Regions from separate parts of the Homo sapiens genome. Here region 2 is linked to region 1. Evidence: read pairs that join two places in POLR2A ChIA-PET (ENCODE). Cell type or tissue: HepG2. All regions are shown on one strand. Region 1 overlaps LOC124902543 (a long non-coding RNA gene). Region 2 has its middle 55 kb from the start of LINC02881.

What was found. Peaks named below come from ENCODE experiments on the same cell type or tissue, not always from the same donor. Only the 100,000 strongest peaks of a DNase experiment are listed, where the experiment ranks them.
Region 2: POLR2A ChIA-PET joins it to region 1 with 7 read pairs; 2 of 35 experiments call an interaction of 5 or more read pairs at or near these places.

Annotation. Positions count from the first base shown.
Region 1 is chr10:44,124,708-44,129,707 of GRCh38, forward strand. It overlaps LOC124902543 (a long non-coding RNA gene), which reads left to right. Exons shown (of 3, transcript XR_007062368.1): 3 at 1-5,000. Among named protein-coding and RNA genes, the nearest start is that of LINC02881, 170 kb to the right of the region's middle. In HepG2, no CTCF peak of the experiment used is centred here; no DNase peak of the experiment used is centred here; H3K27me3 peaks cover 335 bases.
Region 2 is chr10:44,235,663-44,240,662 of GRCh38, forward strand. No RefSeq gene overlaps it. Among named protein-coding and RNA genes, the nearest start is that of LINC02881, 55 kb to the right of the region's middle. In HepG2, no CTCF peak of the experiment used is centred here; DNase peaks (open chromatin) are centred at 939, 1,329 and 2,251.

The sequences.
Region 1 (5,000 bases):
TTTAGAAACCAAGATATGGGTATGAGCTGTGCTCGTTGAAATTGAGATGTCCTTGCTTCTAGTGCTCTTAGCTGACACAGCAAGGAAATATAAATATGTATATAATAACATGTTTATACACACATATATATTTATAAATATTTTCATGTCTTGTTTTGAGACAGGGTCTCACTCTGTTACTCAGGCTGAAGTGTAATGGTGCAATCATAGCTCACTGCAGTCTCAACCTCCTGGGATCAAGCAATCCTCCCACCTCAGCCTCCTGAGTAGCTGAGACTGCAAGCACTCCACCAAGATTGGTTAATTTTTTATTTTTAGTAGAGACAAGTTTGTGCTATGTTGTCCAGATTGGTCTTAAACTTCTGGCCTCAAGCGATCCTTCTGCCTTGGCCTCCCAAAGTGTTGGGATTATAGGTGTGAGCCACCATGCTTGACCTCATATGTCTGTATTTTTGTATCTGCATCTTTATTAAGTTAAACATTAGTTCATATTGATTTTTCCAACCATAATATACTACCACGCATGGGTCATTTGCACTCTTCCTTTGCTTATCTGTAAGGTCCACTTCAACAGTGAGATGCACAGCTCCTCTTATCTGTATCCAGTAAAATTATCCTTCGAAATTAAGGAGAAATAAAAACTTTCTCAAACAAAAAGTAAAGCAACTCATTACTGGCAAACCTGTCCTCCAACAAATTCCTCAGGTGGAAGGAAAATTATATAGGTGAGAAACTCAAATCTACATAAAGAAAGGAAGAGAGTTGGAGAAGAAATAAATGAAGGTAAAAGAAAATCTTTTATTTTTCTTATTTTAATTGGCCTAAAAGATATCTGTTTAAAGTGAAAATAGTAACAATTATTGGATGACTGTGGCATACAAACAGTGAAATAAATGAGTGACAGTTGTCATCTCACATCAAGGCCAGGATCTCCTTGACTGTGCCTGGAACGCCCTTGTTCTCCACAGAGAGCTGCCTCTACTATCATCCTCACAGCCTCTGATACGCTCTGAGAGAACAAGGTGCAGGGCCTGTTCCCTGCTGGAGCTCTTCCCTGTATGCACATGTTTTTTCTGGGGACCATTTGCCTAATTCATCTCAGAAATGAGTGCTGGAACCCTCCACTGACTGCCATTGAGTGATTTGGGGTACAGCCCTCCAAGCTCTCATATATGGCAGTTGCTGAAGGTGTGTAGATTCCCTGTTTAACTCAGTTAAAGGGGTGGGGATGACTGGCCCCAAAGATGTTCTCCTGGAGGAGATGGGGAAGGAGGGCCTGGCCTGCCACCCCGTACCATCCACCAGCATAATGCTTTCTTAATAGATGGAGGAGGGGCCACAGGGAACTCCAAAGATCTATGAGCAATAACAACACTTACCACAAATTCCACACTCATGTGGGTTTAGCCATCTGGGGCTATTACCTCTTACTCAACACTGAAGGCCAGAGTGAAATGTCCCTGGAACCTGAAAACACATGTTTCTTCTGAGACTCAGAAGAAATAAATGGAAGAAATGTTTTCTCATTTTTAGCAATTGTTACAAGAATTCTTTATTCAGAAGGGACTTGGCTTTTTTGGGGAAATGGTTTAATAAGCCTATTGAGGGGATAGAAATGAGCTTCCAGGACCTGGGTTTTGGGCCCATGCCTAGTTTTCATGAGGAAGAAAAAAGCTTCTCTGCCTAGTACATGGGAGGGGAGGAATGTGATGTTCCTACAGAGACAAGTCCAGGAGGGAAGTGGAGAGAGAAGAATCAAACCGCGTGGGAAGGCATGATTAAGAACAACAGGGCTCTGGAGTGACAGAAAATCGAAAAAGGCCAAAGAGCAATGTCTGATTTTCCTTTTTTTTATCACAATGGGGTTGGATGACGTAACACTTCTCTGCCATTGCCTTGACAAAATTGTTCCTGCTTTTGGACATGTGGATTGCGGCTGGGGAATTATGAAGCCAAAAGGGAACTCCAGGCAGCAGCAGGCTGTGTCTGTGTGGTTGATGAGATGAGCTCTCTGCAGGAGTCACTAGGTAGAGCAGGTGGGTTTTTCTTTTGTTCCTCTCTCAAGGCAGGATGAGTGAAGCCTAGAAGTCACCTAAGTCTTGACTGAAAAGGAGCTGTGACAATCATCAACGTATCTGAGTTAACGAAAGCGTGAAAACCTCACAGTACCAGCATGCCCCTGTGTTTAGAAGAGCTGGCTAAACTTTCTCTGGCTTCAAGAAAAAGCACAATTGACTAATTTGTCCATTCTGGAAGTCTGTATTCATGGTCCTGTAAATAGAATAGACCCATCCAGAAAAGCCCTTGGAGAGAAGAGAGCCAGAGAAAGCCAATATTTCAGAATGAATGGTTCTGTTTGAAGAGCTTTGTATGGCAAATGAGGGTTAAAAATTTTTCCCCACCTTTCCTTTACAGCAGTGATTTTTGAGGTGTGGATTTTTAACAGCTGCAGCAGCAGCATCACCTGGAACCTGCTGGCATTGCAAATTATTGGGCTCCATTCCAGACCCACTGAGTCAGAAAGCCTGGGTATGGGGTCCAGAGATCTGTTATAGAACAAGTTCTTCCAGTGCAAGCTAAAGTTTGAGAACAATTGCTCTAAAGCAGAGGATCTTAAATTGAATTCAGGGATTTGTGAAACCAATGGGAAAAAAATATATACCGTTATTTTTACCACCATTTAACTGAAAGTTAGCATTTCCTTCTGTTGTGAACACAGTCCGAAAAGCACAGTAGGATTGACAGCACTGGGGCTTTTTCGCCAACAGAAACCTTTTTATAGCAGCTTTATTCAGATATAATTTGCATATAATACAATTCGTCCATTTAAAATGTATAATTCAATAGTTTTTAATACAATTACAAAATTATGCACTAAGCACCTGTAATGGTTAATTTTGTGTGTCAACTTGACTAAGCCAAGGAATGCCCAGATAGCTGGTAAAAACCTTATTTCTGGGTGTGTGTGGGGGTGTTTCCAGAAGAAATTAGACTTTGAATTGGTGGACAAAGTGAAGAAGACTCACTGTCACCATAATAGGTAGTCATCATTTGAATCTGTTGGGGCTTAAATAGAACAAAAACAGAGAGAAAGAGAAAGATCAAATTTTCTTCGTGAGCTGAGACATCCATCTTCTTCTGCCCTCAAGTATCTAAGCTCTGGCTCTGGGGCCTTCAGACTCCTGGACTTACAACAGTGGCCTTCCATCCCCCAGCTCCCCACCCTGCTTCTCAAGCCTTCAAATTAGTATGGAATTAAACGTCAGCTTTTCTGAGTCTCCAGGTTATACTGCAGATTCTGAGACTTCTCAGCCTCCATAATCTTATGAGCCAATTCCCACAATAAATATCTCTATATCTCTGTCTCTCTTTATATATATATAAATATTTATTATATTCAGATATATATAGGAAAAAACATATACCATTAATTTTACTAACATTTTACTGAAAGTTAGCATTTTCTTCTGTTGTGAACATAGCCCAGAAAGCACAGTAAAATTGACAACACTGGGGCATCAATCAATCAGTCAATCAACCAATCATCAATACACCAATCATCAATCATCTAGCTATCAATCTCTATCTACCTGTCTATCTATCTATCTATCTATCCATCTATCTATCTATCTATCATCTATCCATCTATCTCTATCATCTATATCTCCTATTGGTTCTGTTTCTCTGTAGAATGCTAACACAGGACCACAATCAAACTTGAACATTGTCCTCACCACAAAAGGAAACTTCATGTCTATTGCCATGCTCCATCATCCCCCTCCCCTACTTTAAGCAGCCACTTATCTACTTTCCATCTTTTTAGATTTGAGGATTCTGAACATGTCATATAAATAAATAGAATTATATAATACATGATATTTTGTAATTGACTTTTCCACTTAGCATAATGCTTTAAAGTTCATCCATGTTGTTGCATGTATCAGTATGTCATTTCTTTTTTTTTGTCAAGTAATATTTCACTGTATGGATATCTAACATTTTATGTATCTATTCATTAATTGATGGACATTTGGATTGTTTCTACTTTTTGGCTATTGTGAATAAAGTTGCCATTAAAAATGTCTGTATAATACAAGTTTTTGTGTAATCATATGTTTTTATTTCTCTTCATGTTTAACGATTTGAGGAGCTGCCAGACTGTTTTGAAAAGTGGCTGCACTGTATTACATTTCCACCAGCAATGTATGAAGGCTCAAAATTTTCCGCATCTTCATCAACACATTGTTTTCCGACTTTCTAAAATTACAACCATCCTAATATGTGGAGTAGTATCTCATTGTGGTTTTGATTTGCATTTCCTTGATCACTAATGATGTTGAGCATACTGTCATAAGTTTATTGCCTATTTATATATCTTCTTTAAAGAAATTTATATTAAGATTCTTTGACCACGTTTAATTGGGCTTTTTTTATTACTGAGTTGTAAGAGTTCTTTGTTTATTCCAGGTACAAGTAACCTATTATATACATAATTTGCAAATATTTTCTGTCATTCTGTGGATTGCATTTTTACTTTTTAATATTACCCTTTGAAGCACGAAAGTTTCTAAGTTTGTTAGAGTTCAATTTACTTATTTTTAGTTTGTTGCTTGTGGTTTGGTATCTTACATAAGAAATCATTTCCTAATCCAAGGTGACAAAAATTGATGTCTATGCTTTCTTCTAACATTTTATAGAATTAAGCCTTACGTTTAGGTCTTTCATTCATTTTGAGTTAAATTTTGAATATGGTGTGAGATAGGGATCCAACTTTATTCTTTTTCATGTGGATATCTAGTTGTCCCAACACCATTTGAAGAGACGATTCTTTTCACAATAAATTGTCTTAGCATCTTTGATGAAAATCAGTTGTACATAAAGGTGAGAGTTTATTTCTGGTCTCTCAGTTCTGTTCTAGTGATCTTTATGTCTATCTGTATGTTAGTACCACACTGTCTTTATTATTATAGCTTTGTAATAAGTTGTGAAGTTGGGAAGTG
Region 2 (5,000 bases), 110 kb after region 1:
TTTCCCCCGGTTCTTGTTTTGGTTCCTTAACTGTAACTCACTGTCCACATCCTAGCTGCTAGACAAGGGTTCTGTTTATCTGGCAAGCTCAGGATAGTGGGCTCTGTGAGGGGATAGGGCTGGGGTGATCATCTGTGCGCCATGTGCTGGGTGATTTACGTAGAAATCGGCTATTTCAACCCTTAGCATTCTCTGTATAGCATTATCACCAAATTACAGAAAAGAAAACTGAGCTTTACAGTGGGCAAGTAGGTTAGCTAGTGAGGAGCAGGACTGGGGTTCCAGCCTAGACCTGGGTAAATCTCAAGCCAGTGCTTGTTCCAGGGCACAGCCTTGCAGCGGCACCGAGAGGAAGATTGGCTAGGAGTCTAGACCTCATCCTGGCTTCCTCTCCCTCCTTCTCATCATGTTTCCTGTATTCCTTAGAAAGACTGCTCTGTGAGGTCGGGTGTGGTGGCTCACACCTGTAATCCCAGCACTTTTGGGAGGCCGAGGCAGGTGGATCACTTGAGGCCAGGAGTTCAAAACCAGCCTGGCTAACATGGTGAAACCCTGTCTCCACTAAAAATAAAAAATAAGCTGGGCGTGGTGACGGGCACCTGTAATCCCTGCTACTCAGGAGGCTGAGGCAGGAGAATCTCTTGAACCTGGGAGGTGGAGGTTACACTGAGCAGAGATCATGCACTGCACTCCAGCCTGGGCAACAGAGCGAGACTCTGTCTCAAAAAAAAAGACTACTCTGTGAAGAGTTAACTATTGTGAAGACCTCACCTTCACTTGACAAGACCTGTGGTGCTGCTCAGAGGATTTGTTATAGTGCTGGAGGTTGTGGGTGCCCTCTCCTCAGACCTGATGTTGTTAATAGGTACCCGGATTTAAAGCACACAGTGAATGGGGTCAGGGCTATGTCTTCATCCTAGCCAGCAATATTACAAAATCTTGTTTTGATGCTCATGCTGGCTCAGAAAACTCCACCCACTTCTCAGTAAACTCACTCTAGGGACCTGCTGTCCAATGGTAGTCAATACCATAATCTTTATGGAGAGAAGGTAAATGCAGCCTGGTTGCAGGGCTACTCACCAAGGACTGGGGAGAGAAGGATGGAGTCCCAAAAGAGGTTTGCCTGCTTCTCTCCCAGACCATGGCCCTAGGGAATCTGTTTCAAAAGTGTAGCTCATGCATTGCGGCCCAGATTCCTAACATCTGTCCAGCTGTGTGGTCGCCAGGGCCTCCAGCTGCCAGTCAGATGGGAACTTGAAAGGTGACGTGACCTTCAGATAAACAAAGCAAGAGCTGAGGTAACAGCAAACATCAGGCAAATATTTGCCATAGGAACTGCGTTTGAACTCTCCCCCGTGGTGTAGGTCCAGGTTTGCTAGCACAACCTGACCTCGGCAACCTTGCCCTCTACTTGTTGTTTTGAGATAATTCATTTTAGTGTGTAGGTTTTCCACAGGCTCTGCTTGAGTCAATAAGTGATCTCATGACCCCAGAGCATTCTATTTGGGGCTCCTCTACAGGAAGCCCAACATGGCTCCAGGGCAGGTGGGTAATCTTTTCTTTTCTGGATGGAACACACCTAGATACTTTAGTTATGGTACTCATGTCTTAGGAAGAGTGTAAAAAACTGAAGAAGTAATTAAGAACATCTTGAACCATAAGGTGGCTCAGATGGAATGAAATGGATGAGTTTACCTTGAAAGCAACACATCTCTTAGCCCACTACTTCTTGGTTCATGCACTGTTGCTTTTCTATGGCTGATAGAAAGTAATCTTGATTATCAGAAGATGTGGGTCTATTATTAAGGCTATCATTAAGAAGACAGAGGAGGAAGTGGGAAGAAAAGGAAGAAGGATGAAGAGAGAAGGAGATGGAAAACAGGAAGGAGATGAAGAAGGAGAAGGAGGCATGGGGAGGGGAAAGCAGGGAGAAAGAGGAGGAAGAGAAGAAGAAGGTGGCAGAGAAAAGAAGGAAGAGAAGAGAACTGATATCTACTGAGTGCCCACTGCATGCCAACAATTTTGCATGAATTATCTTATTCAATCATGAAAACAGTCCTTTAATTTAGGCACTAGTAGTTCCCCATTTTTCAGATGAGAACCTCACTCCTAGAGAGGGTTGATAACTTCTCCCAAGTCACACATCCAGGAGTTACAGGGCTGGAACTGCGCCACTCAGGATGGTGTGACCCCACAGCTCCACCTCCATCTGTGCTTGCTCTAGAGGCCTGTATCTACACAGAACACCACTGTTGGGGAAGGGGAGGTTTCATTGGCCAGTGGTGATGCATCAATATTGGACAAATGCCCAGTTATTAACAGAGAGAATACCTTTAACTTCTAGCCTATACTGAAAAAAGGAAGGCTTAGTACCCAGAACTCTCTGCTAATAAGATTTTTATTCATTCAGAATTTTTTTGAGAAAGTAAACTTCCAGGAGAGTCCATAAGGCCTATGACATTAAATTAAATCTTTTGCACGTTCTGAATTATCAGACCCAGACCCAAGGAATGGGAAATTATATTTGGAATCATTTCCCCAAAGCCCCATCAAATAGTGTAGTCATCAGAATAACCTGGGGAGTCTGAATCCTGAATCGGTGTTCTCGTGGATTCTGGTCCTGGTTCTGGCAGTCACTGGGCAGGCAGCCTTGGAGGGGCCCCTTAAATATTCAGTCCCCTCATCTATATGGTGGGTGGTTTAGGCTCCTTGTGTCCTGAAAGATAAGATAAGCACATTTCAATACATACTGAAACTGAAGGGATGGTCACAATCACCACCCTTGAGTCTCCAGCTGGCTTGGGAAGGTGAAGGAAAGAGACAGACAAGGTGCTCCTGGGCCAGTTGAAGGAGGGACCCTCCTGGTGTGGGGATAAGTAAAGGGCAGACGTGCAGAGTCAATGATGTTTTACCTGGAACCCAAGGAATGGGTGAAAGGTGAACAGAAAGCATTCTAGCCAGAGGGAAAGAGCAGGGGTGAGGCCTGGAGGCAGGAGAGAAGCTGCCATGTAATTGATCATTGGACAGGGCTTGTTGAGAATTACACCAGGGCCTCAGGCATAAGCCAGGACACTGCCAGGCAAGCCAGGTGAATGTCATCCTAAACACAGGCTGCACTAATATTCTTGGTTTTCATCCTCAAAGAGATTAGGGTTACCTGGCAGGCTTCTTTTATTTATTTCTTTTTTCACAGGTTGTATGTCTTTTTTTTTTTTTTTTTTTTTTTTTTTTTGAGACGGAGTCTCGCTGTCGCCCAGGCTGGAGTGCAGTGGCGCAATCTCGGCTCACTGCAGGCTCCGCCCCCTGGGGTTCACGCCATTCTCCTGCCTCAGCCTCCCGAGTAGCTGGGACTACAGGCGCCCGCCACCTCGCCCGGCTAATTTTTTGTATTTTTAGTAGAGACGGGGTTTCACCGTGTTAGCCAGGATGGTCTCGATCTCCTGACCTCGTGATCCGCCCGCCTCGGCCTCCCAAAGTGCTGGGATTACAGGTGTGAGCCACCGCGCCCGGCCGGTTGTATGTCTTATTTGTATCTTCTGACATATCATTCACATATAGTAAAGTGCACAGATGTGAAGTTCACACCTTGATGTGTGTCTACCTGTTTATACACCCAGGTAACTGTCACCGGATCAAGACTTGGGGCATTTCCACATCTGCAGAAGGCTCCCTTCTTCCCCTCAGTCCTGCCCTCCCCACCCCAGGGGAGACACTTTCTGGACTCTACCAAACTTCTAAATGGAGTCATGTGCTGTGTGCATTGCAGGACTCTAGTGCCAGGGAGGGGTTGATGTGATCCCTTTGATTTGTATTTGGAAAGATGGTACCCTGCTGTCTGCAGCATGGAGAATGAATAGGAGGGGCCCCACTTGCAGCTGGAAGATGAGATGGAGGCTGTTCAGTCCTCAGGACCTAGGACACAGGGGCCTGAATGGGGAAAGGATGGAAAATAGTGGCAGACGGTGGTTAAATCAACCAGACCTGGTGGCTGTGTGTGGGTACGGGGGATAGAAGAACTAACGCTGGTTCCTGGGCTGCTGTCTTGGTGCCTGGGAATCGGGGCAGAGAAGCTGTGCATTGAGCCAAGGAACCTGGAGAAGGAAACCCAGAGGAGGAGGATGGGAGTGACTTGGGGCCTGGGGCTTGTTGAGTTTGAGATGCTTGGTACTGCCAGGTGGAGGGGCTGCACAGGTGGATGGACTGAGACACCAGTCAAGCAATGGGCACATCCATAATGCTGGGCAAACAGACAGAGCTGTGATCATGAGACAATTGCTCTGGGAGAAAGAAATTAATAAGAAAGCAGTCAGAACTCAACAGTCATGAGTCTCATAAAGATGTTTCAGTCAGTGATGGACCAAATATACAATTGTGGTCACGTAAGATTACAGTACCGTGTTTTTACTGTATCTTTTCTACATTTAGCTGTTTAGATACACAGATACCATTGTGTTACAATTGCCTGCAGTGTTTAGTGTCTTCGCGTGCTGTATGGGTTTGCAGCCTGGGAGCTATAGGCTATGCCATATAGCCTGGGTGTGCAGTAGCTGTACCATCTAGGATTGTGTAAGTCACTCTATGATATTTATACAACAAAATCACCTATGATGCATTTCTCAGAACGTATCCCGACCATTAAGTGATGCATGACTGTAATGATCAGCTGAGTAAAGAAAAGTGCACCCACAAAGAGACTGAGAGGGACCCCAGAAAAGTAGGGGGACGTCCAGGAGAATATGGAACTGCAGAGTCAAGGGGACGGAGTGCTTCCCAAAGGCTGAGGACAGGAGCGGCCTTTACTGTGGCTGTGAATCTTGTTAAGCTGCTATCAGATCCCAGTTCCCTGTTCCTGCATCCTTTCTCCTGAGTCAAGACTAGCAGCTTCTCAGTGAGAAACTTCGAATCTTGTAATTGGAGTAGGTCTGAAAGCATTGTAAGAAGCTCTGTGAGATTCAAACTTATTGCTTTATATATGATCTTAAGACTCAACCCCTGGGAGC